3 separate regions of the Homo sapiens genome follow, and regions 2 and 3 are each linked to region 1. A link is an interaction called in ENCODE POLR2A ChIA-PET data of the cell type or tissue named here. Cell type or tissue: OCI-LY7. All regions are shown on one strand. Each heading gives the region's core, and the rest is flanking DNA. Links, peaks and the distances in the headings are about the cores only.

Region 1 (10,627 bases), core at 2,248-7,247:
AATCCTCTGAATCTTACTTGATCTTCAATATGAGGACCACCAGTTCTAGCCAGTGCAGTTTCCACCAACAGAATCCTTTACCACTTAAGGTAATGACCATCTCTCAACCTTTACATTGTTTCCTGACAATACCCTTCTTTCCCTCTATTCAAGAATGATCTCTTGGCTGGGCATGGTGGCTCACGCCTGTAATCCCAACACTTTGGGAGGCTAAGGTGAGTGAATCACCTGAGGTCAGGAGTTCCAGACCAGCTTGGCCAACATGGTGAAACCCTATCTCTACTAAAAATACAAAAATTAGCTGGGCATGGTGGCAGGCGACTGTAATCCCAGCTACTTGGGAGGCTGAGGCAGGAGAATCGCTTCAACATTGGAGGCAGAGGTTGCAGTGAGCTGAGATCATGCTACGGCACTCTAGCCGGGGGGACAGAGCAAGACTCTGTCCAAAAAAAAAAAGAAAAGAAGAAGAAGAAGAAGAATGATCTCTCAACGTGAAGTCTAAAATACACTCCTCTCTTGAAATTCTAGAATCAGTTTTTAATCATGGGACTCCATTCTTTCTGATCTCTCCTAGGATTTATAATTGTAACACACATTTTGTCATTTAATTCAATGTTGTCTTCTATTCTTGGATTGTTTCCAATGTGTGTGCATGCCTTCTCCTCAAAAATACTTTTTAATTCTTGTACTCAAAACTATGATGTGATTTTTTCTAGATACTCAATACATTATTGTTGGCACAACTGATAATCTACAATTATATATAAAGTATATAATTAGTGGGCTTATGGACTTATCCCCCAGCTGCTGTGATTGTTGGCTCCCAACTACTTTTCAGGATCACCTTTTCTGGAGAAATTCCCACCTTGAATAAATAAGAGCTGCTCAGTTGCTCCAGGGGGAAGGTAGAAGTGCAGTAGCAGTAATGACAGAAGAGGCTTCACCCTTGAACACAAAGCATTCCAAATCTACAGTTGACTGACTTGGCAGGAACACATCTGACTTCCCTATGTCGAGCAAAGAGCCTTATAAAACAGTAGTTAAGGCCGGGCACGATGGCCTGTAATCCCAGCACTTTGGGGGCTGAGGCGGGTGGATCACGAGGTCAGGAGTTCGAGACCAGCCTGACCAACATGATGAAACCCCGTCTCTACTAAAAATACAAAAATTAGCAGGGCATGGTTGGTACATGCCTGTAATCCCAGCTACTCAGGAGGCTGAGGCAGGAGAATTGCTTGAACCCAGGAGGCAGAGGTTGCAGTGAGCTGAGATCGTGCCACTGTACTCCAGCCTGGGTGACAGAGCGAGACTCTGTCTCAAAAAAAAAAAAAAAAACCAAAAGAGTAGTTAAGTATCTGTCATTGTTCTCAATGTGAGTTGACCGTTTCTCCCTTATAGAACCAGAGAATTTAGGCACAGGTTGGACATGAGGCTAAAAGAGACCCCAGAACTGGAAACTCATGCTCCCAAATCCTGTCCCCTCCTGTCACTGAATGATGATGTGGTAGGCTGTTCAAGCCATAACAAACAGTCTCACTTTGTAGGCATTTGTAACTGACCTAGATTAATGTTCCTAGCACATAAGGCACATGTTTCTACTTGCATTTCCAAGGCATTTTTTTTCCTTTAACCATCTGTTTTCATTTGTTTATTTATTTTCGAGACAGGGTCTTGGTCTGTTACCCAGGCTGGAGTGCAGTGGTGCACTCATGGCTCATTGCAACCTCCAACTCCCCAGGCTCAAGCAATCCTCCTACCTAAGCCTCTCAAGTAGCTGGGACCACAGGCGTGCACCATCACACTTAGCATTTTTTTTTAATTTTTTTTGTACTTTTAGTAGAGACAGGGTTTCACCATGTTTCCCAGGCTTTCTTCTACTGTCTTCTAAACTTTCCTGACTTACCTAAGTGAGCCCTGCTTTGTGGTTGATAAGCTAAACCTTATAAAGAGTGCACTGAAAACAATGGCTCTTCATGAGCTACCAAAGCTGCATAAGATTAACTTGTTTTGCTTTTTCTAATATAGAGCAGAACATGGGTGGGAGTTTAATAAATAAGATGGGGTGATAAAGATTTCAAAATTTGTGTCATCTTCTCCATATGCAGCTTGGAAATATCTCCTGTCTCTTCTGTCTAAACCTCTTAACGTCTTTTTTAATTTTCGATCCTGGTAGAAAGGATTAGCTGCAATCTGCCAGAATACTTAAAAATACAAGCCCAACTTGCTTTGTACAGTAACTGCCTTTGAAAAGGCATTAAGTGAAAATTAAGAACTGAAAGTGAATTGTACTAGGAGAATCAGTTGCTTGGAGTCTATCTCTTTTAAAAGGAATTTCCCTCTTAGCGATCTTAGTTGATTATTTACTACATAAAGATGGTACACTTGTAGATAACCCAATGGCAAGAACTGCTTCTTTTGCTTTCAAGTTCTATGAACCTCAGTTGCATTTTCCATGGTTTTTAAAATTATTTTTAATTTTGTAGAGACTGGGTCTCTGTTACCCAGGCTGTAGAGCCGTGGCTATTCACAGGTGTGATCATAGCACATTGCGGCCTCAAACTCCTAGGTTCAAGTGATCCTCCTGCCTCAGCCTCCCAAGTAGCTGGGATTACCACACCTGGCTCAGTTTGTATACTTTTAATTAAAATACATTTTTTTTTGATATGGTGCCCCCTCTGTCACCCAGGCTGGAGTGCAGTGGCACAATCTCGGCTCACTGGAACCTCCACCTCCCAGGCTCAGGTGATCCTCCCACCTCAGCTTCCTCAATAGCTAGGATCACAGGCACATGCCACTATGCCCAGCTAATCTTTTGTATTTTTGGTAGAGATGGGGTTTCCCCATGTTGCCCAGGCTGGTCACAAACTCCTGAGCTAAAGTAATCCACCCAACACAGCCTCCCAAAGTGCTGGAATTACTGGTGTGAGCCAATGTATCTAATATATTAAAGTAGTTTTAATATCCATCCCTTTAGACAGCCAACCAATATTTATTGAATTTCTGCTAAGTGCTAAGCCCTGTGCAAATACTGGGGATACAATGATGAAGAAAACAATATCCTGAAACTCGTAGTCTGTGGAAGATACAGCTATGAACAAGTAAGCCACTAGAGCTATTAGGTTAAATTTAGGAAGCCCAATAAAATTTTAATCTCAGATAAACAATGACTAATTTTTTAGTGTAAGTATGCCCCCAAATGTTGCACAGGACATAGTTATACTGGAAAATTATTTGTTGTTTATTTGAAATTCAAATTTCACTGGCTGTCTTGTATTTTTTTTTTTTTTAGCTAAATCTGACAACCTGAAAAATGTCAAATAAATAATTACATAGTCAGGAGCCATGAGAACCTATAATAGGAAATTATCCCAGCTTGGGAGTGAGGCTAGGAAAAATTTAGGAGCATCTATTATGTGGCTATTATATGCACTGCACAGAATGTTATACATATTGTTTGCTATTTCTAGGGTTATAAACAGAAAATTAAGAAGTGGAACTATAAATCTGTTAGAGGAATTTCCACTTGGATTCATGTGAGCTAAATGTAATGTAAAATGATGTTAGAGATTATCGATACTGCTTATGTTGCTAATCTTTTTTATTCCTCCTATTGATTGAACTATGCTTCATTGCTCTGGCTTATAGATTCTGAGTCCCATTATTATTATTGCCTCAATTATCTTGTTCCATACAGTCAAAGCTCTTGAATCAACACTTTTCAACCATCTGCCCGATCCAAAACTATAAAGCAACAAGTAAAATCCTCTAACACATGGCAACATCTGTAAAACAAGTCCGATTTGATTCTTACCTAAAGTTATTCGTTATATATTTGATTTTCACCACCAGTGTAACTGCAGACTTCAACATCAACCTCTAAGACATCCATACTCTTTGGGACTTATAGAAATCTACATTTGTTCTGACTTCAATGAGTTAATCTACTACGTATGTACAATGTAGACAATATTTCTTATTCTTTAGGAATGTATATGTAAACAACATGACATAATTTGTGTTTATCAACATCTATATTATTCAATCACTAAGAAAGTTGCATTTTATTGCAAAGAATGGCATATGATGTATACAGAGGTACAAAAGCAGCATCCTGGAAAAAGCTGGCAGATTTCAGGGTGATTCAAAAGGCTCTGTAGAAATCTTTCTGAATCAAATTCTAACTCCAAACAGATTAACAATGTAATTATCTTTCCTGTTTTTTTCCTTTAAAATGTTTTCCTCCCTTTACTAAAGTTATTTATTGAGCATTGAACTTCCAAACCTTAGATCAGGCAGGCTGATTTTTAAAATCATTCAAAACTTGATTAGGAAAGCCAGTCAATCATTCATGATTCATCTATGTGAGATCCTATTGGTAATTAATGCAAAATCCTTAATATACGTAAAAAAAAAAATTTAAGTATGTGTGTAGATAGACAAGAGATTCCTTTTGCCAAAACAACCCTTCACTAATGATTAGATGCCACTAAACTCTTCATCAAAACCTAAGAAGAAACATCTGTTCACTGAGACATTCCCAGGAAACCCATCTTTAGTGAGCTCAGTGGGAGGGCAGAGCATGGTTTTCTGCTTAACCAGTGAATTTTATATCTGCCAAATTAAACTGTTTTCATTCTCTTTGTGACTACTATTTTATGTGATAAAATAATAACACTTCTTCCTGCCGTTTCTAGGATAGATGATAGCAGCTGTTAATCACATGATTTGCAAACCACAAGTACCAGATTTAGTAAATGCTCAGCAAGTCTGTCATCCGCAACCTTTCTGATTATTAATAAATGCAAGCTGGTATAGGCTAGAAACTTTCCTCCCACAATTCAGTTAACCTTGTTATATTAAGCTTCTTGGCTGGGTCACACCAAGCTTACTATAAACATCTCTTATTGGAACAATTCCTAAAATAGCAGAGTGACACATGCTTCTGAAAACTGTTCTTCTGTCTCACTTCTTGTTATATGAAGTCTGGTTTTCTTCTCAGAGAACAAGAGAAGACCTACAATAAATCTCTAGCTTCAAGAATTCAGGTGCCTCCAAGGTTCTTACAGTCTATAAAACTACATCACTGCGTTTCACTAACACACATTCCAAACGACCAAGCCTGAAAATGGCAGGATTAATTTAAATTTCCAAAAGCTCCATTGAAAACAATTTGAGATTTGCCTGTGGTGACAGCAACATATCTGGGGAATCTCACTTTATCACTCTCAGCTACCCATCTTTTTTCCCTATTTGTAGAGTGTTTTTCTTTTCAGATTTGTTTCAAGTTTTCAATGAACTCTGTTGAACCTCTAATATAGACTTATTGGAGGTTTGTCCCTTTTGCCACAAGCATTTTGAGGTTGAGACACAACAGAACAGCCTACATCTGATATTGCTTTTCCCTGGTTAGGGCGGTACTTTCTCGGCCTTCGATGACTAAAGGCCAGCATCAGCCAAAATTTAATTATTTCGTTGGGGAAAACTCACCACCTTATTTTCGCTTGACTTCGCCAGTGCTCCAAGAACCATCTGAGAACTGGGAAGAAAGAGTGGAGACCTACAGGTCAGATGACATGGGTGGAGCCCATTTCTACAGAGTGGCTTGGGCTGAGGTAAAAGAAGCTAGAGAAGAGAGCCGCTGATGCACTGCACCTGCCTAGGCTGGAGTTAAGGTACTAATCACAGCAGCAGTGCTGGGAAAGATGCCTAGGAAGGATGAGGATGACAGGCACTATTTTGGTGTGCTCCCCACCACAGCAATAACAGAAAGATAGTCCAGGTGCAGTGTCTTTCACCTGTAATCCCAGCACTTTGGGAGGCTGAGGTGGGAGGATCGCTTGAGCCCAGGAGTTCAAGACCAGCCTGGGCAACATGGTGAGACCCCCCCCCACCCCCGGTCCCCGCCCGGCTCTACAAAAAACAACACACTAAAGCTCATCCTGATTATACTTTCTAATCAGATGAAGGAAAATTATTTTTAAGTTAAATCTCATACTTTTTCTTTTGTTTTTTGGAAATGGAGTGTTGCTTTGTTGCCCAAGCTTGAGTGCAGTGGCACGATCTCAGCTCACTTCAATCTCTGCCTACTGGGCTCAAGCCACTCCCCCACCTCAGCCTGCCAAGTAACTGAAATGACAGGGGCATGCCACCACAGCCAGCTAATTTTTGTATCTTTTGTAGAGATGGGGTTTTGTTGTGTTGCCCAGGCTGGTCTCAAACTCCTGAGCTCAAGCGATCTACCTGCCTCAGTCTCCCAAGGTGCTGGGATTACAGGTGTGAGCCATTGCGCTCAGCCTGGTCATTATCATTTCTATCACCAGGTGAGAGCAAAGGGGAGTCAAATACTGGGGAATAAGAACTGGGGCTCTGAGTTTAAATAACCTGAGTTCAAACCCCAGTTCTGCTGCTTACTAGCTTTGTGATCTTGGACAAATTATTTAACCATATGTGCTTCAGTTTCTTCATCTGTAAAATTGCATCAATATCATGCAATGACCTCCGGGTGTGCTGCAGGGATTAAATGAGGTTAATACGCAGATGGCCCTCAGAACCATGTAGCACATTCTGAGCTCTCAGTAATGTTGTTATGATGCACTTTCTGAAACTCCTTTAACTTATCCAATACTAGAGGTCCTCTTAAAGCACCAAATAGCACCTAGAAAGAAATGACCAAGTAACCCGCTCCTCTCATTAGATTTGCTGTTTAATTTCCCATGAAATAACCTATTATAACATCCATGCTTGCGATCTGCTTATCAATCCACAGATACCGAAACTGGCAACACCCAGAGACATTTCCCTCCTAGTCATAAAGGAAGCCAGCAGCAGAGCCAGAAATAATATTCAAATTCTGGATCCACTAGACCATATTGCCCGTCTGACAAATTATACGCTTACATCCTGCTTCAGGTGAGTCTAGTATACCTGATGTTTCTCAGAGCAGTGAAAGGAATAACCTGAACAATAAATTCCAACGAACCTGTAATGAATTGCATTAACATGTTATTTCATTATTTATGTAATATTACCTCCTGACAGTTCTAATAAGGTACCCACAATGCCGGGTTCTCTACCCACTGGGAGCAAACAAGGGAACGTGCAGACGCTGGACAGCATACGATGGATGCCTGCAACTCCTGTACCTGCCCCCGAATGCCACCAGAAATATGCCATCTCTACTGAAACAGCTTTTCCAACCCTGAGCACGTTTATGAACACGGAAAAGAGTGTAAAGGGGTCAAATGCAGACTTTACAAAAAGAAACCCAAGATGGAGATTCCTGTTCGGGATATACTGCAGGTGGGGTTCATAACAACATAGTCCTTTACTTGCCAAGTAATCTGAAAGCAACTAATTAGAGAACCTGTAAGGGATGCCAATCCCAGTTTTCAAAATGGCATTTCAAGGAAATTAAATCTTATCATGTAAATAGGTCAAGAAATCCGTTTAAATAACGTATCTGCTTCTCTCTAGGTAATCTACAATGTTGTTAGACTATCAAGCCAGTAGTTTTAAATATGTGTTGGAGCTCCAGGATTAATCCCTGGTTGATCTGAGGGAGTCACTTTGTCTAACCAAATACAAATGAGGTGGGAGGTGTATGGTTGAGAGGCACTATTAGAAGAAAGGGGCCAGGTGCAGTGGCTCATGCCTGTAATCCCAGGACTTTGAGAGGCCCAGGCAGGTGGATTGTTTGATCCCATGAGTTTGAGACCAACCTGGGCAACATAGAGAAACCCTATCTCTACCAAAAATACAAAATTAGCCAGGCAGGGTGGCGCATGCCTATAAACTCAGCTACTCAGGAGGCTGAGGCAGGAGAATCACTTGAATCCAGAAGGTGGAGGTTGCAGTGAGCCAAGCCATTGCACACCAGTCTGGGCAAAGAGTGAAACTCTGTCTCAAATAAAATAAAATAAAATAAAATAAAATAGTAAATCTGCTGACCTTCCCTCCACTATTGTCCTGTGACCCTGCCAAATCCCCCTCTGCGAGAAACACCCAAGAATGATCAATAAAAAATAAAAATAAAAAATAAATAAATAAATAAAATAAAATAGTAAAAAATAAATTAGCCAGGCATGGTGGCACGCACCTGTAGTCCCGCTGCTTGGGAGGCTGAAGTGGGAGGATCAAGCTTGAGTCTGGGAAGTCGAGGCTGCAGTTAGCCAGTAGAGATTGCACCACTGCACTCCAGCCTGGGTGACAGAGCAACACCCTGTCTCAAAAACAACAATAATAAAAACAAACAAAGGAAAGAAAAGAAGAAAACCAGATAATGGACTCCTTCTCCAGTACATGCATGGCCAAACATAACTTTTATTTTTCAAAACCCACTCTATGTAAAATGCACTATTTATTTCTCATAATATACTCTTTAATGTGCTTATATTCTAGGTATCATTGCCTTTAAGTTGCTTTTTTAAATGAAGTATCATTATTATTATTATTTGAGACAGATTCTGGCTCTGTTGCTCAAGCTGGAGTGCAGTGGTGTGATCTTGGCTCACTGCAACCTCTGCCTCCCTGGTTCAGGCAATTCTCATGCCTCAGCCTCCCAAGTAAGTGGGACTACAGGCGTGCGCCAACATGCCCAGCTAATTTTTGTATTTTTAGTAGAGACAGAATTTCACTATGTTGTCCAGGCTGGTCTCTAACTCCTCAAGTGATCTGCCTGCCTCGGCCTCCCAAAGTGCCTGTGCCCAGCCTTTTAATTGGACTTTAATGTGCAAATGCAGTCTCTTCAGAAAGCCTTTTTTTCTTCTTTTTTTAAATCAGCCTACATCATGCTATGACAATTTTCATATAAAGATGCTGTCTCGGAAAGAAAAGGATTGGGAGTTTGAATGATCTATGGCTTCCATTCCAAAAAGGATTACTACAGAAGTAATTACTTTGAAAGAAAAGTGATAATATGTTTTTGGAGAAAGGTGGAAATGAAGCAAGGCCCTGAATATATTACCAAGATGCATATTACACTGAATGAAATCATCCGTTGCCCTTCCGGATCTATCCCGTGGATGCAGAGCAAGAGCAACCCATCTTTGTTCAGCATCCCAGGAGACAGGCCTCTATTGACAGCATCAGTCTGGCTCCTTTGCCCTCTGATTTCCCATTGAATGTGGCCAGTGGGAGGGCCCAGCAGATGGAGGGCCAGGAGGAGGAAGAGTCTGCAGCATTTGTTCTCCTGGCTCCCACCCTGCCAGGTCTCTGTCTGACAGTGGCTCACGCTTTTCCACAGCCCCTGTCAGGTGGCCTCTCCCAAAGTGACAGTGTTCACTTGGTTCTGTAAGTGTTTTCTCCATTGCCTCTTGCCAGGGAGGGTAATGGCTTCCTAGAGCCAGATGCCAGCACCTGAGGTTGCCCACCACCCCATGCTGTTTCCCTTAACCCTGCCTACACTTTCAAGAATTGAAACTCTTTGCAGCCTCCTTTTTTTTTTTTTTAAAAAAAGGTACTATCGATTTCCTAAAGGACCGTGAGTGATATACACTCAGAGATTCTTTTGTCATGTTACTTTCCGTAGCTCAATATGGCTGTTATCCACATTATACAAAGAACATAATACCTACCTTAAATTTTTAATATTTTGTCTTTATTCTTCAACTCTGTGTAGCATTTCCTTCTGGTTAAGAACATGCAGATAATCCAAATAAACAGATTTGACTAAAAGAAAAAAAAACTCTACTAACTTTCATATAAATTTTTTTTTTGAGAGAGAGAGAAAGGAAGTCTCACTCTGTCACCCAGGCTATAGGGCAGTGGTGCAATCACAGCTCACTGCAGCCTTGACCTCCTGGGTTCAAGCCCGATCCTCCCACCTCAGCCTCCCGAGTAGCTGGAACTACAGCCATGCTACACCTAGCTAATTTTTGTATTTTTAGTAGAGACAGGGTTTCACCCTGTTGCCCAGGCTGGTCTCAAACTCCTAAGCTCAAGAGTCTACCTGCCTTGGCCTCCCAAAATGTTGAGATTACAGTTGTGAGCCACTAAACCTGGCTAGTTTTAAAAGTTTGCTAGCTGATGCCAAATTGGTTTCCATAGAGGTTGTACCAATTTACAGTCTCACCAACAATCTGTGAGCCTGCTTGTTTCCCCACACCCTCACGAACACAATATGTTGGTCTTTGCCAATCTGATAGGTGAAATATAGCATCTCATTATTTTAATATGCATTTCTCAAGAGGCATGGTGACTCACACCTGTAATCCCAGCATTTAGGGAGGCAGAGGCAGGAGGATAGCTTGAGTTCAAGACCTGCCTGGGTGATATAGTGAGACCCCCCCCCCATTCTCCACAAAAAGGAAAAAAAAAAAGACCAAAAAACAGTGTAATTTGTGATTTCTTTCCTTATGAATATGGTTTCATGTGTTTAAAGCCATTTGTATTTCCATTTCTATGTTTTATTTGTATGCTTTGGTCATTTTTGAATGGGGCTTGATTTTATCAATACACAAAAGCTCTTTACATATTACAAGATTTAGTTCTTTGTAGGATGTGTTACAAATACATTTTCACCAGGTGTTATTTGTGTTTTTTGTTTATGGTGTTTTTGCCACACAGATTTTTAAAAATGTGCAGTCAAATTTCAATCTTCTTTCTTATACCTTCTGAGTTCGTGTTAGCC
Region 2 (10,627 bases), core at 4,560-9,559, 89 kb before region 1:
ATGGAAAGAGAGTGGCCTGATGGCCCTGCCACATTGAGTGCAGCCTCCCGGGCATGCAGGTCCATGATATTCAAAGAACATTTTATGAAGAATACATCCTGTGAAAGATAAAGCTGGTCAAAAGTGCAAGCCTACCAATGTGTTTGATTTTCCTAATAATTCTGCCGTCTCAAGAATTGGCAGGCTTGGTGAAAATGAGAAAGATGAAGAACCTTATGAAACCTTTGATCCTCCTTTACACAGCTCATCTATGTATGCCAATGAAGAATTCTCCAAATATTGTGGATTATCTACCACTTCAACTCCTGCAGGAAAAGAAGCAAAAAGAAGCTCGAGCACTTCTGAAAATGAAGGAAGTGAAAACGAATCTGCAAAAATGAGTGCAAAAAGCCAGGAAGAAAACTCAAACTCAGCGATGAGTCTGAAAGCACTGAAGAAAGTGATGTGAGAAGAAAAGTTAAGTCAGTGGAGAAAATAAAGACCCAACAACACGAGGCTATTCCAACTACAGCATCTTCAGCCCTTTCAGAGAAACCAGCCGACTCAGTCACTTCCAAAACCATAGGACCCATTAATGCCCAGCCATCTGTTGAAAAAGACACACTGACAACAGAAAGTCAAGCAAAACCCAGAAAAAAGGGAATATATCTTATGGCAAAAGGAAGAAATCAAGAAGTGAAGCAATAGACTCAGATATTTCCAACATTGTGCATATTTGGTGTCTGGAAGGAAGGAAAACCAACGACATCATGGAATTGAATATTGTTTTGCCTGCATTTGAGAAAAACCTCGTCCAGTATAAACATTGAATAGAATCTAAAATTTGTAAGAAACACATCAATAAATTTTATTGTACTAGTAAAGAAGAACTCAACAAAATGCTTAAAAAGTCCAGATATTGAAAAATCTGAAAAAGAAGAATGCTAAGGTAATTTCAGATATCAAAAAGAAATGACAGCGTTTGACTGAAGTCCAGGATGAGCTGCTTTGGTTAGAGCCACCAACTGAAACAACTACAAACAAAATATTATGAACTTAAGGAGAGAACAGTCTTCCCTTAGGAATGCAGCTATTTCTTATCTAATTCAAAACAACTCCATCGGAAGTATTCAGATGTTCAGGAGAAAGAACCAAACGTAAAGGAAACATAAGATTCATCCAGCCTTCCAGGTGTTATTTAAAGTAGGAACACTTTTGGGAGCTGAAAATCTTCTGTAAAATATCAGCCATCAATGAGAGAAGCTCCTCCACCAGGAATGAGAGACTAGTCTACTAAAATATGCCTATAGAAAGATTACTCTTATGCTACTATGTTACCTTCTGAAACTGTCCTTTTTTTTTTTTTTTTTTTTTTTGAGATAGAGTCTTGCTCTGTCACCCAGGCTGGAGTGCAATGGCATGATTTCGCCTCACTGCTCCCTCCACCTCCTGAGTTCAAGCGATTCTCCTGCCTCAGCCTCCCAAGTAGCTGAGATTACAGGTGTGTCCCACTATGCCCAGTTAATTTTTTTTTTTTTTTGAGATGGAGTTTCACTCTTGTTGCCCAGGCTGGAGTGCAGTGGTGTGATCTTGGCTGACTGCAACCTCTGCCTCCCGGGTTCAAGCGATTCTCCTGCCTCAGCCTCCCAAGTAGCTGGGACTACAGGCGCCCACCACCACACCTGGCTAATTTTTGTATTTTTAGTAGAGATGGTGTTTCACCATGTTGGCCAGGCTGGTCTCAAACTCCTGACTTTAGGTGATCTGCCTGCCTCAGCCTCCCAAGTAGCTGGGACTACAGACGCCCGCTACCACACCTGGCTAATTTTTGTATTTGTAGTAGAGATGGTGTTTCGCCATGTTGGCCAGCTGGTCTCAAACTCCTGACCTCAGGTATCTGCCTGCCTCAGCCTTCCAAAGTGTTGGGATTACAGGAGTGAGCCACTGTGCCCAGCCCTGAAACTGTACTTTTATAAATAAAATTTTTTTCTGCAAAGAAAATAGAAAGGGACTTTAATAGACATTTTTCCAAAGATGATGTACAAATGGCCAGCAAGCACATGAAAAGATGCACAATATCATTATCCATTAGAGAAATACAAACCAAACCACAATAAGATACCACCTCACATCCATTAGGGTGGCTATCATAAAATCAAACAGAAAATAACAAGTGTTGGTGAAGATTTGGAGAAATTGGAACCTTTGTGCACCGTTGGTAACAATCTAAAATGATATAGCTGCTATGAAAAACAGTACAGTGGTTTCTAAAAAATTAAAAATATAATTACTATATGACCTAGCAAGCCCACTCCTGAGTCTAGATATAATCAAAAGAACTGTAAGCAAGGTCTCCAAGGGTCTCCAAGAGATATTTATACACCTACGTTTCTAACAGCACTATTCACAATAGCCAAGAAGTGGATGCAACCCAAATGCCCATCGATGTATGAATAGATAAGCAAAAATTGATAGCTACAAGAGAATTTTATTGAGCCTTAAAAAGAAGGCAATCCGCTCACATGCTATAATATGGATAAGCCTTGAAGACATTATGCTAAGTGAAATAAGCCAGTTACAAAAGACAAGTACTGTATGAATCCACTTATGCAAAGTCCCTAAAGTTGTCAAATTCATAGAGTCAGTAGGATAATGGTTACCAGGGGATGGGGTAAGGAGGAAAAGGGAAATTAACAGGTACAGAGTTTCAAGATCTGTTTTGCAACAATGTAAATAAACTTACATTGAACTGTGCACTTGAAGATGTTCAAGATGATAAATTTTATGTTACATATTTTATCACGGTAAAAAATAACGTGATTCTTTTCCATGGTTTCTCAATTTTAATGTCCTTCATCCAAAACTAAGCCTACTAATTTTCCAGCTCATCTCTAAATGTATGGTAACTTCACCATATGGAAGGATAATAGTAGTTGTTACACTCCTCTGCACCCCCATTCTTCTCTCAGTACCCTACAGCAGGCTTGCCCATCATCTGCAAGACTGAATCAGTTACCATTCTCTTTCCTCAGTTAATCATAAATGGAAATAGACTCGATTCTCTTCTTTGAAGCTTAAAATTGATATTTCCTATTGCTCAGTTTTCTGTATGATTCCTTTTCTGCCTGAAATTTGAAAATCCAGAGAAAAGGCAGATGACTCATGCAACCTACTTTAAAAAGACATTTTTCATTTTATAGCTGATACTCTCCTATTAGTGAAACTTTTATTTCAGCCTGATCCTGCATTCTTACTTTCTATGATTCACATTTGGGTCAGGCAGAGCTTGGCACCTGGTACTGGTTTGGGTCATACAAGTAATTTCATATGTAATTATGAAAGTGTTATTGAAAATATGACCAAATGTTTTCTGTGGGTGTTTTTTGTTTTGTTTTTGAGACAGGGTCTCACTCTGTCACCCAAGCTGGTATGCAATGGTGTGATTATAGCTCCCTGCAATCTCCAACTCCTGGGCTCAAATGATCCTCCTGCCTCAGCCTCCCAAGTAGCTGGGACTACAGGCACACATCATCACACCTGGCTGATTTTTTTTTTTTTTTTGGTAGAGATGGGGTCCCACTATGTTGCCCAGGATGATCTTGAACTCCGGGCCTCAAGTGATCCTCCTGCCTTGGTCTCCCATGATCCTCCTGCCTTGGCCTCCCAAAGTGCAGGGATTATAGGTGTGAGCCACTGTGCCTGGCTAGACCAAATGTTTATATCCCAAATGTTCTGATTCTCACCTCTAATAGTTTTAAACAGTTAGTGATTTCTTTCTTCAAATTTTCTTCTGCCAAGTCACGGGACCTCTCTTCAAGCTTCACTCTCTTCTCCAAGGTAAACCAGTCACACTTAAATCCCAAAGATAATCTGAGAAATTCTGCCTGTTGTCAAAATAATGTGAGGGTGAGGAAGAGGAGAGAAAACCGGATGTGGTCAGATGTTTCAGTTTAATACTGTTTTATACTGAGGCATTTCTTTCTCCCCCCAGCAACATAATGCTGACATGCACAGGGTTCACCTGCACTGAGTCACAGCCAAGCCAAACAGACACCGAGCATATGAGAGCTTGTGCCAAAACATGAAGTGACTGTAGCAGGTGAGTCTGGAACACTTTTTTAAAAGGAAAAAAAATTTGCTTTAAACTCACCTCCACCTCCTTCTCATTAGCAGAAGTGCTGTAGGATAAGACAAAAAACATATTTAAACATAATCCAACAGAAAAATAAAACATGTTAACATGCTACATGAAGAAGCACTTACTTCTCACTTTGTCTAAGGTTAACCGATTTCACAGTGGTTACAGGAAGAGGGGAAACCACAGAGTCTATTAAAATATAATAAAATATTATTTGGTTAAAAAGGCTTGACCTGTAAAAGCACATTTGATCTAATGTTATATCTCCACTAAACAAAAGTATTTCATTTAAATATGTCTGAGATGATCGCCAGCTAATAATGTATGCACTTAAATTATAATGTTATGCTAAGCTATTGGGATCACAATGCCATTACAATCATTTGTTTATACCTCAGCATGTGAATAGTCTTTCATACTTAAAGATGTCTCAGAATCAAGCAACAGCCCAATTTGTTCTCTTTGCATTTGCATGTTTGCTATACTTGATCCCATGGCTAAAAGCCTAAACCTCCTACTGGTATCCTGGTTCTTCTTTGGATCAAGGCTTTATTAGCAGTAGCAGGAACAGTAGTAGTAATAATAATAGTAGTAATAATAATACTGGTAACAATAACAGTGACAATAAACATGGCATCAACCATGGCTTTATTATATTGCCAATCACAGAGCAAAGCATTTTACACATATGATTTTATGACAACTTTACCAAGGACTATGTATTAGTTATTAAGAGCATTGGATTTAAAGTCAAACAAACTTGGTTTAAGTCTGAGCTTTGTTTGAATCTTACAGTTATGTGAGCTTGAACAAGTCACAAAGTCATTAAGCCATCTAAGATAAGATTGATAAGATAAAGATATCTTATCATCTAAGATAAGATTGATTTTTTTATAATAGTAACTAACTTTTATGAGAACTTTGGTGCCACTTTTCTAAGTGCTTCATACATATTAATTTATTCAATCCTCACAGCAAACCTTCTGTTGTAGATACTTTTATTGTCCACATTTTATAGGCTAGGCAACTGAATCACAATTTACCACCTCACATAGTATTTGGAGGACTAAATAAAACTATGCACATGAAATTAGCCTAGTTCTCAGCATAGAATATATTCTCAATTAAGTGTACTTTTCTTCTTTTCATTTTCCTCTTGCAAATGAGAAAATTGAGACTTAAGGTTAAGTAACTTTCCAAGATCAATAGCTAGTCAGAGATTGATCCCATGTAGAGTCTCTATGACTCCAAAGCCTGAACTCTATCCACTATTCCATCCCAATGGAGGTAGGCTAAGGGGAAAAGCATATTAGCACTTATTCTGTAAATAGGGGCTTTACTTTTAGATGGGATACTAAAAAAGAACTAACAGTAGAGCATAGCATTTGCTACCAACATTCGCTTGGTTCTTAGTTCACAATAGAGCACCAGTTATTACAGGTTTTCTGGGATCGCACAGTCAACACAATGCAAATGTGGCTTTTTGAAAATGACACAAATGGAATCAATAATCGGTCCTATTGACTGACCTTATCCAGAGATGCAGAATTTGTAAGTGACATAGCTTTATTCAGACAGATTTCACCCACAAAAATATCAGCAGAGAACAAAAGTTCACATGGGGATTGAAAGAAACATTCCTTACCTCCTGAAGCATGTTCTTTTTTATGTTCTTCTATTGTTTCTGGTTCCTCTTTGGCTTCCTAAAATCATAAGATTTTACCACTGTACATAGAGTGGAAATACTTCATAACCAGTCATTTTCCTACTTCCTGTCCTCTCCTAAGCCTACTCTGACAAAAACACTCTATAACAGCAGTCCCCAACCTTTTTGGTACCAGGGACCAGTTTCCTGGAAGACAGTTTTTCCACGGGGGTGAGGTGAGGGGGAAACAGTTTCTGAAGGAACCTGTTCCACCTCAGATCATCAGGCGTTATTCTCCTAAGGAACATGCAATCTAGATGGCTCGCTTGCACAGTTCACAATAGGGTTCGTGGGAATCTAATGCCACCACTGATTTGACAGGAGGCAGAGGTCAGGTGGTCATGTTCCCTGGCCTGCCGCTCACCTCCTGCTGTGCGGCGCAATTCCTAACAGCCTCGAATGGGTTCTGATCCCTGGCTCAGCAGCGACTGGGGACCCCTGCTCTACAGTTTTTAATGCTGTTAAGAAGGAAATAAAATTGGCTGCAAGGGCGCTTCCAATCTAGTTGAAGCAAAAAGGGCGTAAATACATGAAAAGATGCAAACATGATGTGAATTACAACAATGCAAACTAGGATTAATTGCCAAATAAATGAGATAGATAAACAAGTGCTCTTAATAGGAAGGAAATGGCAGGGCGCTGTGGCTCACGCCTGTAATCTCAACACTTTGGGAGGCTGAGGTGGGTGGATCACCTGAGGTCAGGAGTTCAAGACCAGCCTGGCCAACATGGCAAAACCCCGTCTCTACTAAAAATACAAAAATTAGCCAGGGGTGGTGGTGCAGGCCTATAATCCAAGCTACTCTGAAGGCTGAGGCAGGAGAATCACTTGAACTGGGGAGGCAGAGGTTGCAGTGAACCGAGATCATGCCACTGCACTCCAAGCTAGGCAGCAGTGCAAGGCTCTGTCTCAACAAAAAAAAAAAAAAAAAAAAAAAAAAAAAGGAAGGAGAGTGGCACCATGACACCATGACTTGAGTAGCATGGAATTTCTGCAGACAAGAAACATGCTGAAGTTTGATGAAGAGGTAGGACTGGATAGATGAAAAGGTAAGGTGTGGGTGATATAGGGCTATCACATGGAGTTTTCTAGATAGGTTTTTGGAGAAATTGTGACAAAGATGGCTGCTAAGACAGTGTTATGTTAGGCTTTTACCGCATATAGATATGTTTTAAGGTCACATAAGGAGTTGTGTGTGGCTGCTGTTTCTAGCTCTTCCTCTCCCATTCGTGATCAATTAACTACTCTACCCCTTTACACAGCACTCCAAGAAAAGTGTTCTCACCAGCTATCAACTCCCTATTGCCAAATCCAGTGGATAATTTTCAGTCTTTATCTTACTTGACCTTACTATAGCATCTAAAATTATCTATACATCCTTTCCTCTTGAAGATTTTTTCCCCTTGATTTCCCTGTTCTGATGCCCCAGCCCCGCGTCACAGCCCGTTCTCAGTCTCCTCTGCCTTCTCTAGTAGATATTGTTAGCCAGGATTCCATTATCCTCAATGCTCCCTTCCTTCCTGCCACAGTCCTTGGGAAATCTCATCCACACACTTGGATTTTTGCTGATAATTCACAAATATATGTCAGCTTTCAAAAACCGCACAGGTGAGTTTATGAATATGGGTATGCAGCCGTATATAAAATCTCCTTACCGACTATCAATGTCTCAGATCAGCCTGAAATTTGACTTGTCTCAAACTGATCTTATTTTACCCCACAAATTCTACTCTCCTTCCTCCTTCCCTACTGTCATGTTATTCTATTCATTCGGTAGGTTAAGCCATAAGCCTGGGTATCTACCGTTTCCCATACCCGTGACATGTCATCATCCTCTGTGAATTCTACCCCTAAATATTTCTCAAATTTATCTCCTTTTCTCCACCTTCACTAAATTCATACTACCTTCATCTCATCTGAATTATTGCCATAGTATCCTAACCAGTCCCACAACTTCCAATGGCAAATTGATCCATTATTTTAAAAAGTGTCTTTATGTCTATATTTTTTTTGAGATGAGAAGGAATTTTATTCTCTCAGAAGATTCTACTATGAAAGAGTAAAGGACTTGAGTTTTCTTCTGTTCATTTTTTACTAGGAGCAACCATTTTCAGCATATGTGCTAGCCAACACTATATCCTACCTATACAGCTGGCCCTCTGTATTTGTGGGTTTGCATCTATGGATTTAACTAAAAAAAATGTAGTTAGGCCTACAATGGTTGTATCTGTACTGAACACACGCAGATTTCCTTTCTTGTCATTATAACTATTTACATAGCATTTATACTGTATTAGGTATCATAAGCAGTCTAGAGATGATTTAAAGTATATAAGAGGATGTGTTAGTGATATGGGAGGTGGGCAGGGAAGTGCTGGATAGAGAAAGGCGGGGTCCCCAGTGAGGGCTCCACCCTCAGGCCTGTGCCTGCAGACCTAAGTGAGAACAGGCACTCCTGTTTTTGTGTCTGAATGTTGTATTTTCCAAGACCACTCTGGCCTACCATGCCCCTCATCCTGTGCCAACATAAACCCGAGACCTTAGTGGGCACACAACACAAGCAGCTGAAGTGAGCACACAACACTGGCAGACCAGCAGACTGGCAGACTGACAATAGTGGAATGACATGGCAGAGAAAGAGAGAAGAGGGGGGATGTCTGGATGCCAAGGGGAGTTTAGCCTGGGGCAGTTGGAGAAGAGTATGGCCTCTGGGCAGCCTGACTCCAGGGGAATACCCCCTTCCCATTCCATACCACCTTCCCACTCCATCCCCCCTTCTGGCTCCGCATCCATCTTACTGAGAGCCACCTCCACCACTCAGTAAAACCTTGCACTCATCCTTCCAGCTCACGTGTGATCTGATTCTTTTGGGACACTGAGCGACAGCTCAGGATACAGAAAGCTGTCACACTGGCCCTCTGCCCTTGTGATAAGGCTGAGGGTCCATTGAGCTAATTAACACACAAGCTGTCTGCAGATGGCAAATCTGAAAGAGCTTTGTAACACACACTCACTTGGACTTTGGGAATCACAGACACTGACCCCTAGATGCTGCCAGGGGGCAGAGCCCAAAAGCGCTTGCCCTGGCCTCTGCAGCTGCTGGTCTGCATGTTCCCCCTAGGGGCTTGAACTATGGGGTGACTAAGCAGGTGAGACACACCACTGCTGCATGTCCTGCAAGGGGAATCAGGGAACTCTCCCGTTTCATTAGGTTATATGCAAATACTATGCAATTTTTATATAAGAGACTTGAGCATTCTCTGATTTTGGTATCTGTGGGGTTCTTGGAATCAATCGCCTCTGGATAACAAAGGAAACGAATGACATCATGTCATTGTTCCAAATCACAAATCCAATCATTTCACTATCTTTAGAATGAAATGCTGAAAAATTTTCATCTACTTTTTTGCCCCAAGTCTGTGCCATGGCCTCCTCTTAACTTGAGTTAGCTTGCATGGGTCTCTGTTTCTTGCAACCAAATGCTTAACTAGAACAATGCTTGTATATTGAGAAGAAAAAAACAATAATACACACACACACACACACACACACACACCCCTCCATGCATACAACATAGCAAGACATAAGCAAGACATAAGCAAGACCCTTGAAGAATCATGAAATTAGACCTGTAGTTACTCTTTAATGATTATTAATTCATAGAAGTGGAAATGAGTCTTCTCTCTCTCTCTCTTTTTTTTCTTTTTGAGACAGGGTCTTGCTCTGTTGCTCAGGTTGGAGTGCAGTGGCATGCTCATTGCTCACTGCAGCCTCAAACTCCTGGGCTCAAGTGATCTGTCTGCCTTGCCCTCCTATATAACTGAGACAACAGTCAAGCACCACCATACCCGGCAGATTTGTTTTTATATTTTGTAGAAACAGGGTCTCCCTATGTTATCCAGGCTGGCCTTAAACTCTTAGGCTCAAGCAATCCTTCCACCTCGATCTCTCAAAGTGCTGGGATTACAGGCATGAGCCACCACTCTGGGCCTAATGAATTTTCTCTTTAAGGAAGGAATTTAACTCTTTTCTCTAATCATTTCCAGCTCTCCTTATGTTTATAGAGCTTTACCATGCAACTGTAAAACTTTCAATGCCATTAACATGGTACTTCCTCCGTGACATGTTTTCTGGCCTGCCATCTCAAGCATTTTTTCTTTCAAAGCACTAAGCACACTCTAATTATTCAGTGATTATCTGTTTCTTCACCTGATTAGAACATATCGTTAGGATAGATACCACCGTTTTATTCAACTTCATTTATTAATGCATTCATTTATTTAAGCAGTCCTCTACTGAGAAATATTTAGCTTGTTTCCAATTGACTTTTGATGAATAAATGAGTGAGCAAATGAATGAATGAACAATAAATTAAGGTGGAGCTAGGAGATCCTAGTTCTGATCCTGTTGTGTGACTTTAGACAAGTCACAAAAACACTTTGGCCTCAACTACTTTGCCTATAAAATATTAATTAAATTATATGAACGTCATAATATTTTGAAAGGATAAATGAGATAATACTTTTAAGACTACTTTTTAGAGGGATAGTTCTACCATTGTAAGATACCACCACCTTTGTTGTGAACATACGTATTTCCTTACCAGATTTAATATGGTTTTATCCTTACTCGTAGAGTCTTGGAATGCAATATTATCATGAGCTGGACTTGTGCCTGTGAGAAACAGGAAACACACAAAGCAGTTAGGGGGGCAGGAGCAAGTAAAAGAGGAGGAAACAGTGAGAGTGGCAATATGGGCTGACCAGTAACTGACAAAGGTCTTAACATATGAGACAAATTATGA
Region 3 (10,627 bases), core at 267-5,266, 81 kb before region 1:
TATGGTTCATAAATCAAAAAGCGTAAAAATGTTTTACAGTGAAAATTTTTCCTCCCATCCATGACTTCCAGAAATCCAGTTTATCTCCCTAGACACAATGTTATTAAATTTTGTCTAGCTTTCCAGGGATATTTCATGCATACATAAAAACTTTTTCTTTGAGACCAGCCTAGGAAACATAGTGAGACCCCATCTTCACAATTTTTTTTTAATTAGTCAAATGTGGTGGCTTGCACCCGTAGTCCCAACTACTGAGGAACCTGGGACAGGAGGATCATGTGAGCCCAGGAGTTTGAGGCTGCAGTGAGCTATGATTGTAACACTGCACTCCAGCCTGGGCAACAGAGTAAGACCGTCCCCATGTGCACCAAAAACCAACTTTTTCTGTCCTTTTTTTCACAAAATTGTGTACACTATACTTAACATTCTGTACTTTTTTCCCCCAAGAAACAGTAGTCCTTTTATGTTATTGTAAGAAAAAAGTCTCCTTATTTATGTTTTATGCCTGCATATTAGTATTCTATTACATGGATATGCCAAAATCTAATATTTTGTTATTACAGACAATGCTGCAATATATAAGCATTTGCATATGTTATTTGGGATGTGTGTGCATATTATCTATAGGATAAATTCCTAGAAAATGAATAGTTGTATCAGAGGATATATACATTCAACATTTTGATAGATATTAGAACATTTCTCTCCACATTATAGTAGCCCTCCCTTATCCAAGGTTTCACTTTCCATGGTTTCAGTTACCTGCTGTCAACCATGGTCTGAAAATATTACATACAATTGTATATATTTGAGACGGAGTCTTGCTCTGTTGCCCAGGCTGGAGTGCAGTGGTGCAATCTCAGCTCACTGCAAGCTCCGCCTCCCGGGTTCACGCCATTCTCCTGCCTCAGCCTCCCGAGTAGCTGGGACTACAGGTGCCCGCCACCACGCCTGGCTAATTTTTTGTATTTTTAGTAGAGACGGGGTTCCACCGTGTTAGTCAGGATGGTCCCTCGATCTTCTGACCTCGTGATCTGCCTGCCTCAGCCTCCCAAAGTGCTGGGATTACAGGCGTGAGCCACCACGCCCAGCCACAATAATATATTTTGAGAGAGAGAGAGACCACATTCACATAAGTTTTATTACAATATGTTGTCAAAATTGTTCTATTTTATTACTAGTTATTGCTGTAAATATCTAATTAATAAATTAAACTTATCGTAGGTATGTCTATATAGCCAAAAACATAGTGTGTATAGGATTTGGCACTATCAGTTTTGGGAATCCACTGGCGGTCTTGGAATGTAGCCCCAGTGAATAAAAGGGGACTACTATATTTACAAAAAGTTAGATTCCCTACAGCACTTTTCTTTTGTTCTTACAACTTTACCAACAGAGTGTAATCAAATTTGTGCCTCTTTGTCTATATGATAGGTAACAAATGGAACCTTGGTGTATTTTTAATTAAAAGATTTACTTATTAGACATAAGGTGGAGTATAAAGACATTCTGTAATTAACCCATGAAATGGATTCCATTTCTGCAATTTTGTGGCTATTCTATTTTAGCACCTCTATCTCAAACTTAAACGTCGAGTTAAAACGATAGAATGTATTTTCCTTGGCCAGGCGCGGTGGCTCACACCTGTAATCCCAACATTTTGGGAGGCCAAGGAGGGTGGATCACGAGGTCAGGAGATCGAGACCATCCTGGCTAACACGGTGAAACTCCGTCTCTACTAAAAATACAAAAAAATTAGATGGGCGTGGTGGCGGGCACCTGTAGTCCCAGCTACTCGGGAGGCTGAGGCAGGAGAATGGTGTGAACCCGGGAGGCGGAGCTTGTAGTGAGCTGAGATCATGCCACTGCACTGCAGCCTGGGCGACACAACGAGACTCCGTCTCAAAAAAAAAAAAAAGATAAAAGAAAAAGAATGAATTTTCCTTGATTGATTTTTTTTTATGGGAATTAGAGCCTATTCCTCCCATGAATGTCAACTAAAGTGGTGTCTCACTGGGAATGGTCGAGAATAACTACATTGTTTTCAGAGTCAAGTAGCAGAAAAGGACCTAACAAACCAACTGGTTAGTTCTGTTGCCTCTGGGTGGACCATTGCTAATTGCTCCATCGTTCTAACCTGATAAATTCGAACTAGGATTCCAAGAATTTCCTAAGCAGATGATGTCACTTCTGTGCTACAGTTGAAACCCAGTAAATTCCAGTCAATCTTTGCCATAGGAAATATTTGTCCCATTACAATATATCATAATTTTTGTTCTGGCTACAAAATCGAAAAAAATTGATACCATCCTTATGTGTGAAAGGCCATGGTTAGTTACCACTTGGATTTCTTTTCTGCAGACTATATCTTCAAAATTGTTTTATAAGAATTATTTTACAAAAAAAATTAAATAACATTATTGAGCTAGTGTGGATAGTTACTTCACTAGCTTATAGACTTGCTTCGTGTTTTAGAATTAAAATCATGCTTACACCTGTCAACATTTTACCTTGGGCCTCTATCGTGGGAGAAGCTGATCTTGTATCCTCCTCTTTCTTACAGAGCGAGTTTCTGTCAAGGTCACAAGAAGCCATATTCAGAATTTCTAATCCAGGATCTGTCAACAGGAGAAACAAATGGTGCGAATACTATGCACATAATATTATATATAGTGTATTTAACTATACTATGCAAAAGGAGTATTTGCCTATGTTCTTCTCATTTGCTCACACCCCAGCAGGTCACAGAACATCAGGCTGAAAGCTGTAATACTAACAGTCTATTTTAATATTATTTCCAAATCCACTTACCACTTGAAGTTATAGTACCGTCTGTCGATGAAGTGTGTCTGGGTAATGGTAGTGAGGAATATTCCCTGCCAAAAAGATAGCAAACATGTTTTGGAATGTCAGGTCCAAATAATTCTCTTAAAACCAACTAAATATGCATACAAATTCACACACACAACACAAACAAGCAAACCTGGACTGCAGCAGGCTCTCAGGACACACGCGTTCAACACCATTCTCCTTAAGGAAAAAGAAAGGAGACATAAGTTCAACAATTTGACATTTTCCATTCCAAAGAGGTTGTTTTAAGCAAACATTTTCATACAATTCTAAATGAACCCATATTTACTCAGCTCTTTTGGAAAGGATATGGGAATGGGATGGTATAGGGCAGATGGATATACACACTTCCTCAAAGCTGCACTTACCCAAAAATCCAATATTAAGTATATTTACAAGTCTGATATTTAAAAAAATCTGATAAAAATTTTGGGCAAAACAAATTCTAAACTCAAATGGCAGATAGGGTTTATTTCATACGCTTAAGTCAAGTTTTCTTTAAACAGAAAATTCTACAAGGGCATGAAACAACATTTCTATGTGTGGGAATAGCACTCAACCTAAAATTTCTGACCTGGTAATTTTAAAATTGCTCTTAGTTTTCTAGCTAGAAAAATCATGCATTTCAAACTTAATCCATATCTGAGAGATCTGAAGGATTACATCTAAGTTAGCACCTATTACTTGATTCTCAAAAAGAGCTTAACAAAATTATAGTCCCAGCCTGCCAGGGCAAGTGTTTGAAAGTTTCTATGAACCTCTTAATTTCTACAAGGAATTCCTATTTTGGGGGTAACTTTAGGGCATTAAAGTTGTACAACTTTCTTTTTCAAAAAATACAGTGAGAACATAGTTTCATTTCTAATAACAAGCTTTTCTAGTATATTATTTTAATTATTTGATTTAGTTTAGAAAAATAAATTAAAATTCAATAAAACTGAAATCATTCAGACATATGGAAAACCTACACAAAGTAAAAAGAAGGCATTTAGTTATTCCATAATCAGAACTTACTAACTGTCACAACCAACAATAGGTTCCCATGGGGGAATATTGTATATCAAACACAGTATTTAGAATCAGTCCCAGAAAGTATCTCCCATAGTCACAGACAAGTAAAGTACAGGTTTACTAAGGGTTTGCTGAATTTGTATTTATCCAGTACAATGATAGTAGCTTATATATGTTTAGTACATTAAAATTTACAAGAGCCCTTTAATATATCATCTCATTTAATTCTCCCAACAACCTTAGCAGATTTTAGCAAGAAAAGATTTACTTATTACAGGTAATGAAATGAAGGCCAGTTAATAAGGTAATTTCCCAAGACCAGTCAGAATGGTGGAGTCAGCTTTCAAACACATATCGAACTAAATACAGTGTCTTCTCCACTGTAAACAAAACCAACTTGGGCATACCCTAACCTAGGCTATTGGAGAGGAAAAGACTTCCCAATTATTGTCTTAGACTGGTTGATGATTTTTAATGTAGACTTGTAAGATGTTCACCTCAAATGTTTAGAAAAATCTACAATCGAACTTGCAAAGCGAGGATTTATACCTACTTCTGCATCAATGATGTTGGTCAACTTTTTCTCTTTTTTACTTCATTTTGTTTCTGCCTTAAGTGACTTTGGGTCAGTTCATACATGACTGAAACCCCTCATGACACCAGTTTAATTTAATTCAACAAACTTTCATCCAAAGCCCACTTTGTGCTAGGAACAGGGACAAGGGCTAAAGATTATATATAAACACACAGTTCTTATCCTGAAGAAGCCCGTAGGCCAAGCATGGAGAGAAATATATAATACAAATCCTACTCTACAATTTATAAGCAGCATGCCACAGAGGAAAGTAATATGCACAGGGCAGAATTAACAGCGTGGGGATATCTGAATTCAATTTTAAAGAGAAACTGTACCTTAAATTGTAGTTACGTGATAATGGCCCTATTTTAAAATATTTAAATAAATTATATTAGTAATTTTTATGTTTATTTAACTATACTATTATGTGTATATATATTTCATATATATATCATATATATATTTCATATATATCATATATATCATATATATATTTCATATATATATCATATATATATCATATATATCATATATATTTCATATATATATCATATATATTTCATATATATTTCATATATATATCATATATATATTTCATATATATATCATATATATTTCATATATATCATATATATATTTCATATATATATCATATATATATGAAATGAACAAGGCACGGTGGCACACGCCTGCAATCTCAACACTTTGGAAGGCTGCAGTGGAAGGACTGTTTGTGGCCAGGAGTTTGAGACCAACATGAGCAACATGACAATACCCCATCTCTACTAAAAAATGAGCAGGGCACAGTGGTGTACACCTGCGATTGCAGCTACTTGGGAGGGTGAGATGGGAGGATTGCTTGAGCCCAGGTGGTTAAGGTTGCAGTGAGCTGTGATCATACCACTGCACCCCAGCCTGGGTGACAGGGCAAGACCCTGCTTTAAAAAAAATGAAAAGAAAGAAAGAAAACAAAAGAAAGGAAGCTATAAAAAAAGGAGAAAATTAAATATCCTTCAGTTTTATTGAGTGTAACCCTTCATAAAAATCAATAAGAATTGATTTCTTAATAATAATAAAGTATAATATCCTAACACATATAAACACATTGTTACTATCTGTAGCATGAAATAACATTTATTATTGCACTATAACTAAAAAACACTACACACTTGTCAGAAAAGCCTTCATTTTGTACCTGTCAAGATCATGGGTATTCATATTTAAGAAATATGAAAGAGAATGCAGTTCTTATTTTCTATTCCATTATGCCAGTTTCCAGTTTGGGGAAAAGAGAGTACATCATTTCTGCAAACCTTTTCAAAAAAAGGTCTAATTAGTATTTAAAGCCAAAGTAATAAATACAGTAAAAATACAGTTTGCCTCCATTATGTTACATATCAGTCTCATTTGCCCTAATGCTCTGTGTAAGGCCTTCTTTTGCCCTATACGTTAGATATGAAACATTGTAGTTAGAAGTCTTTCAATAAATACAAAATATTTATTGATTAAACAAATAATTATGTGATTTTGGAGAAATTGCCTATGTTTAGTAGCCATTTAATACTACCTTGTTGTGGAACAGTAGCAAGGTAAGCAACTGGATGTTATTCTCAAAGCACTCATCTTTGTAAAAGTCAGTAATCAGAAAACAACCCAATATACAACATATCCCAATCCTAAGTTTTCACAAGTTTGGTCTAATGACAATTTTTTTTTCTTCTTGTGAGACTAACTAGAGTAAAGAAGATTTTTTTTTTGATCTGGTTTCAAATTTAGGACAACAGTTCATGAAAGCTGGAGATGAAACCCTCAAGGGGTTGGGGCAAAAACTTTCCACATTTGGGCTCTTTTCTTCTAGCTTCTAAAGCCACCTCTATTTAAACCAGCAAACCAGGCCCACAGCAGAACATAACCAGCACGCACCAACTGTGACACCTGGACAGATCATGAGAAAGATAATCTACTAGATATAATTTAAAATCAAGGAAAATAAAGAATAAGAAAAAGAAAGTTCAGATGAGAGATTCACTTACATGTAGAAGATTGGCTCAAGTCAATGAATCTAACACATGCCGATAGCACAGAGCAGGGAGAATGCTCTTTCTGTCCAAGCCATTCAAATATTAACCTGCATAACATTTACATGAAAAATCCATGGTCCAGCCCATTTGCTTTTGACAGCAAGAGTCTAATGTAGGGTGGGGTAGCAAAAGTACTCATGGAAAAAATGAAACAGATTCTCCCATGGGCTGGGTCAGCAAACACAGGAGACACACATACACACACACACACACACACACACACACACACACACGCATACACACACACAGCAATATTATTTCAATATTTAGATTGAACAACATGAACAATAAAAAATAACTTTTAAGATTAATTGGCCTAATATCCCAGGATTATTTTATTTTTGCTCTTTTATATGAAATACTAAACTACAGATTTTGTGATCAGAAACCTTCTACTAATAAATATTTATGGTTCCAATGTAATGTTTACTATTTGACCCATTTTAGATAACTGATACTTAAATAAACGTGATTTTCTGAGAACAAAAAAATAACTTAACAAAGAGTCTATTAGACTTACTTCTGACTTGACTCAGCGTCTGTTTAAATGTTCCAAAAAGAGGAACAATGCTAAGTTGAATTTTAAAAGATTAGAACTACTGGAACCTAAACAAAGCTAAATTTGCTTATAGGTTTGCATTTATTTTTTCTCTTTCTAACTAAAGGTATACCACACCCTCAGATCTACAGGTTACACCCACCACTTTCAGGTTCATTTATAATATAGTTATCAGTCAACTTCTACATGTTCCAATTTTGCAACTGGCAATGTTATTTATTCTCCAAGGTTATTAATGCTGCACCCACATACAACTTGGAAGAACAGGACAGACAATAGCCAGAAAATCTTCTGAGATATTTTTAAATTGATCCTGTTCTTGGCCTTAATAAATCACCGCCTCCCAGTGATAGTACATCTTAGACAAAAGCATGTAATAACATGAAGGATAACGCAAAGAGAGACAAGACACTTAATATTTGGTATATGTAATTTTTTTAACAGCCAAAAGAAAAACAGAGAAATTCATCTCCAAATCATTGGCTTGTTTCAAGATATACTCTGGCCTTCATGCTGCTGATAATTCTGATTCTGGGAAATATGACCAGCTAATTTTCTTTTTGAGGTTTTACTATGATTCAGGTATTTTGCGTATGTTACAGAGTATCTTGGTGGGGTCAGAGTTGAGACTGAAGTAAGATAGAAGGAAGAATCAACTTTGTTGTCATAGGACAGTGTGGACAACAAACCAAAAGAACTGCAGAGACATGAGTCGTGAAACCAACTTCTTGGCCCCACAATTTCTCGAGAGGTTAAAAGTCTGCATGGAAGCCACTAGTCGGTGAGGCCTGAAGAACATGGGGATATATTTGGTATTCACCTCTGGAACTCACTGGAAATGTTGGGAAATGACTCCATGAAAGGAAAGGCCTTCTTAGTCATCAGCAAGTGGGGAAACAAGGCATTGAGAGGCAGTGTCTTGCCTCTACATATGACCTAGTTGGTTTGTTTCCATGGACAGGTTAGGCCAGAACTCAGTGATACAGATATGTGGAAATATATGTATATATGTAAAGTATTTGTGTGTGTTTATTTGAATCCTCAAAAGAACTATGAAAATCAATGTCTATTTCACAGGGGACACAGCAAATTCAGACAGGTTAGGTCATGTGTCCAAGTTCACACAGCTAATAAGTAATAAAGCCAGTCTTCAATCTAGATGTGCTTCATTCTACAGCCTATGCTATGTGGCTAAAGATTCTAGAGCATTACTAGGAAAAATTTCAGATAAATACAAAAGTAGACAAAACAAAGAATCTAATGAATCCTGGTATATCCGTCATGCAGATTCAACAATTACCAACCTATGGCCAATCTTGTTTCAAACTCTCACCCTCTAAACCTTGTTTTGAAGCAAATGGCAGACATCATAACATTTTTATCCGTAAATATTTCAGAATGAATCTCCAAAAGATAAGGACTGGAAATAATTTGTTTCCTTCTTTCCTAACTACACCAGAATATCCCAAATAAACTAATTTATTGGGTGAATAAAGAAGTTCTTTCTTCCTCAAGAATGTCCCAAACAGGGCTCCAAATTATTTTACTTTGAGATGTTCTTTTTGAGACATTAACCTTGTTAGCGTTCTTTGCTCTCCCAAAGACCTGCTTATGAATAATGATGTTCACTTTTATATTGCACTGTGCCTTCTGGGAAAGATATTAGAAGACAGCTTCCTCTGTGAATATGGGGAAGGAACAGAAAGTAAATCTCAAGTTCTTAGGAGCACCAGCCCAAGAAATGAGTCAGAAAGCAGTAAGCTAATTGAGTGCTCACTCTCAGTGTTTTAAACAGACGTTGTAGTGAGTACAACCTAAATAAATAGGCATTCAACAAATATTATTGGGCAGCTACTGTATATAATCCTATGCAGGGTGCTACATGCGCATTGGTTAATGGCCAAATAAAGGTACTGTCCAGCAATTTTATCACCTAATACACAAATAAATATAAGAAAATAAATAACTACAATGCAAACCAGCATACAGATGACAAGAAATGTGGGGCACAGAGAATTACAAGGGTCTTAAAGAAGGAAGTGAGCTTAGTTTTTTTCTGAGTTGGATCATTGAGAAATGAGGAAACAGGCCTGAAAACACGACTTTCCCAGACTCACACAGAGGCCAACCCACAGAAAAACCTCATCTCCCCACTCTTAATCCATTATGATTTCCACCTCAAGAAGGACTGGAGATGCTTGAATGTCAACATTTTATGCTACCACAAAAAAAGTTTTTATTGGTTTTTGAAATGGGGCTTGACAGTCTAATAGAATTTTGATAAATGGAAAAGCATACATTGTTCTGGGCAAAGAAAACAGCACAAACACGTTTGCGTGATATATTCTGACAATATAGGCTACCTGGTTTGGCTGACGTACAGGCACAACCATACACAACAATGGGGAAATAAAGGTAAAAAGGTAGACTGCAACCAGTTTAGAGAGGGACTCCAATACCAGGTCAAGTTGTTTGTTATAAGGCTGTAGAGATTGACAGAATCCATCATTTAGAGACAAGGAGTTAAGAAAACACCCATCGTCTGGGGTGTCCACTGGGATGATAAACATATATTATGTTTTTAAAATAATTTATATCTTATATTTTACTCTAATTCCCTGTAATTATTACCAATGACAATGCTTAGAAAAGCGTTTTCTAAGGAGAGCTTTCTATTTTCTTAAGAGATAATGTGAGTATAAAATGATGGTAGGTGGGGAGTTGCTCAAGGGACAAGGGTCAGAGGCAGAGAGTACAGTTACCAGGCTGTTGAGATTCTCCAGTGGAGCAGAAACCTGGAATGGGAAGGTTGAGAATTGGTGGGATCAGTCAGAAGGTGCAGCCAACAGACTAATTCCTGGGCTGTTGCAAACTACAGAAGACACAAGAAAATCTTCAGGGAACTTACAGGAGCATGTGACTGGAGGCTCGATTGTGATGTCTGTTAGCACCTATTTCTTTTTTTTCTTTTTCTTTCTTTTTTTTTCTTTTGAGATGGAGTTTCGCTCTTGTCGCCCAAGCTGGAGAACAATGGCACGATCTCGGCTCACTCAACCTCCTCCTTCCGGATTCAAGTGATTCTCCTGCCTCAGCCTCCCAAGGAGCTGGTTTTACAGGCGCCTGCCACCATGCCTGGCTAATTTTTGTATTTTTTAGTAGAAATTGGGTTTCACTACATTGGCCAGGCTGGTCTCAAACTCCTGACCTCAGGTGATCCACCTGCCTCGGTCTCCCAAAGTGCTGGGATTACAGGCGTGTGCCACTGCGCCCAGCCCAGCTCCTATTTCTTAATGGGTGTGAAGCACAGACAAAACCACGCAGTCACATATCCTAATAAGAGTCAATATGGAGGTCCTTTTAGATATAAAAGGCAGTACATTTCTTAGCCAAAAAAAAAAAAAAATACTTTCAAGGTAATGCTAAGTAATTATGATTAAAATGTCTAAATTCAGTGTACTAAGAGTAGCCATGACAAAGGCCTGTATCCTTTGAAGCTGGACAAATCTGAATTTTAATCCCAGGTTTGTTATTTATTAATTGAGTGATCAT

Evidence for each region. ChIA-PET counts read pairs that join two places held together with the same protein. Peaks named below come from ENCODE experiments on the same cell type or tissue, not always from the same donor. Only the 100,000 strongest peaks of a DNase experiment are listed, where the experiment ranks them.
Region 2: POLR2A ChIA-PET joins it to region 1 with 6 read pairs; 7 of 35 experiments call an interaction of 5 or more read pairs at or near these places.
Region 3: POLR2A ChIA-PET joins it to region 1 with 6 read pairs; 5 of 35 experiments call an interaction of 5 or more read pairs at or near these places.

What each region holds. Positions count from the first base shown.
Region 1 is chr12:24,992,479-25,003,105 of GRCh38, reverse strand. LINC02909 (long intergenic non-protein coding RNA 2909) reads left to right here and starts at 5,641. Exons shown (of 4, transcript NR_171024.1): 1 at 5,641-5,874; 2 at 6,767-6,909; 3 at 7,039-7,299; 4 at 8,779-9,682. It also overlaps a transcript of IRAG2 not described here. RefSeq lists enhancers at 4,593-4,702, 4,953-5,082. In OCI-LY7, for the core only: a CTCF peak has its summit at 6,489; DNase peaks (open chromatin) are centred at 4,805, 5,625, 6,535, 6,815 and 1 weaker place; H3K4me3 peaks cover 4,524 bases; H3K27ac peaks cover 5,000 bases.
Region 2 is chr12:25,083,293-25,093,919 of GRCh38, reverse strand. IRAG2 (inositol 1,4,5-triphosphate receptor associated 2) reads right to left here. Exons shown (of 22, transcript NM_001366544.2): 10 at 10,427-10,497; 11 at 5,763-5,820; 12 at 4,243-4,306; 13 at 4,130-4,157; 14 at 3,723-3,863. It also overlaps the pseudogene CENPUP2. Among named protein-coding and RNA genes, the nearest start is that of IRAG2, 36 kb to the right of the region's middle. RefSeq lists an enhancer at 742-911. In OCI-LY7, for the core only: no CTCF peak of the experiment used is centred there; no DNase peak of the experiment used is centred there.
Region 3 is chr12:25,071,647-25,082,273 of GRCh38, reverse strand. IRAG2 (inositol 1,4,5-triphosphate receptor associated 2) reads right to left here. Exons shown (of 22, transcript NM_001366544.2): 7 at 2,984-3,030; 8 at 2,812-2,876; 9 at 2,511-2,618. Among named protein-coding and RNA genes, the nearest start is that of IRAG2, 24 kb to the right of the region's middle. In OCI-LY7, for the core only: no CTCF peak of the experiment used is centred there; no DNase peak of the experiment used is centred there.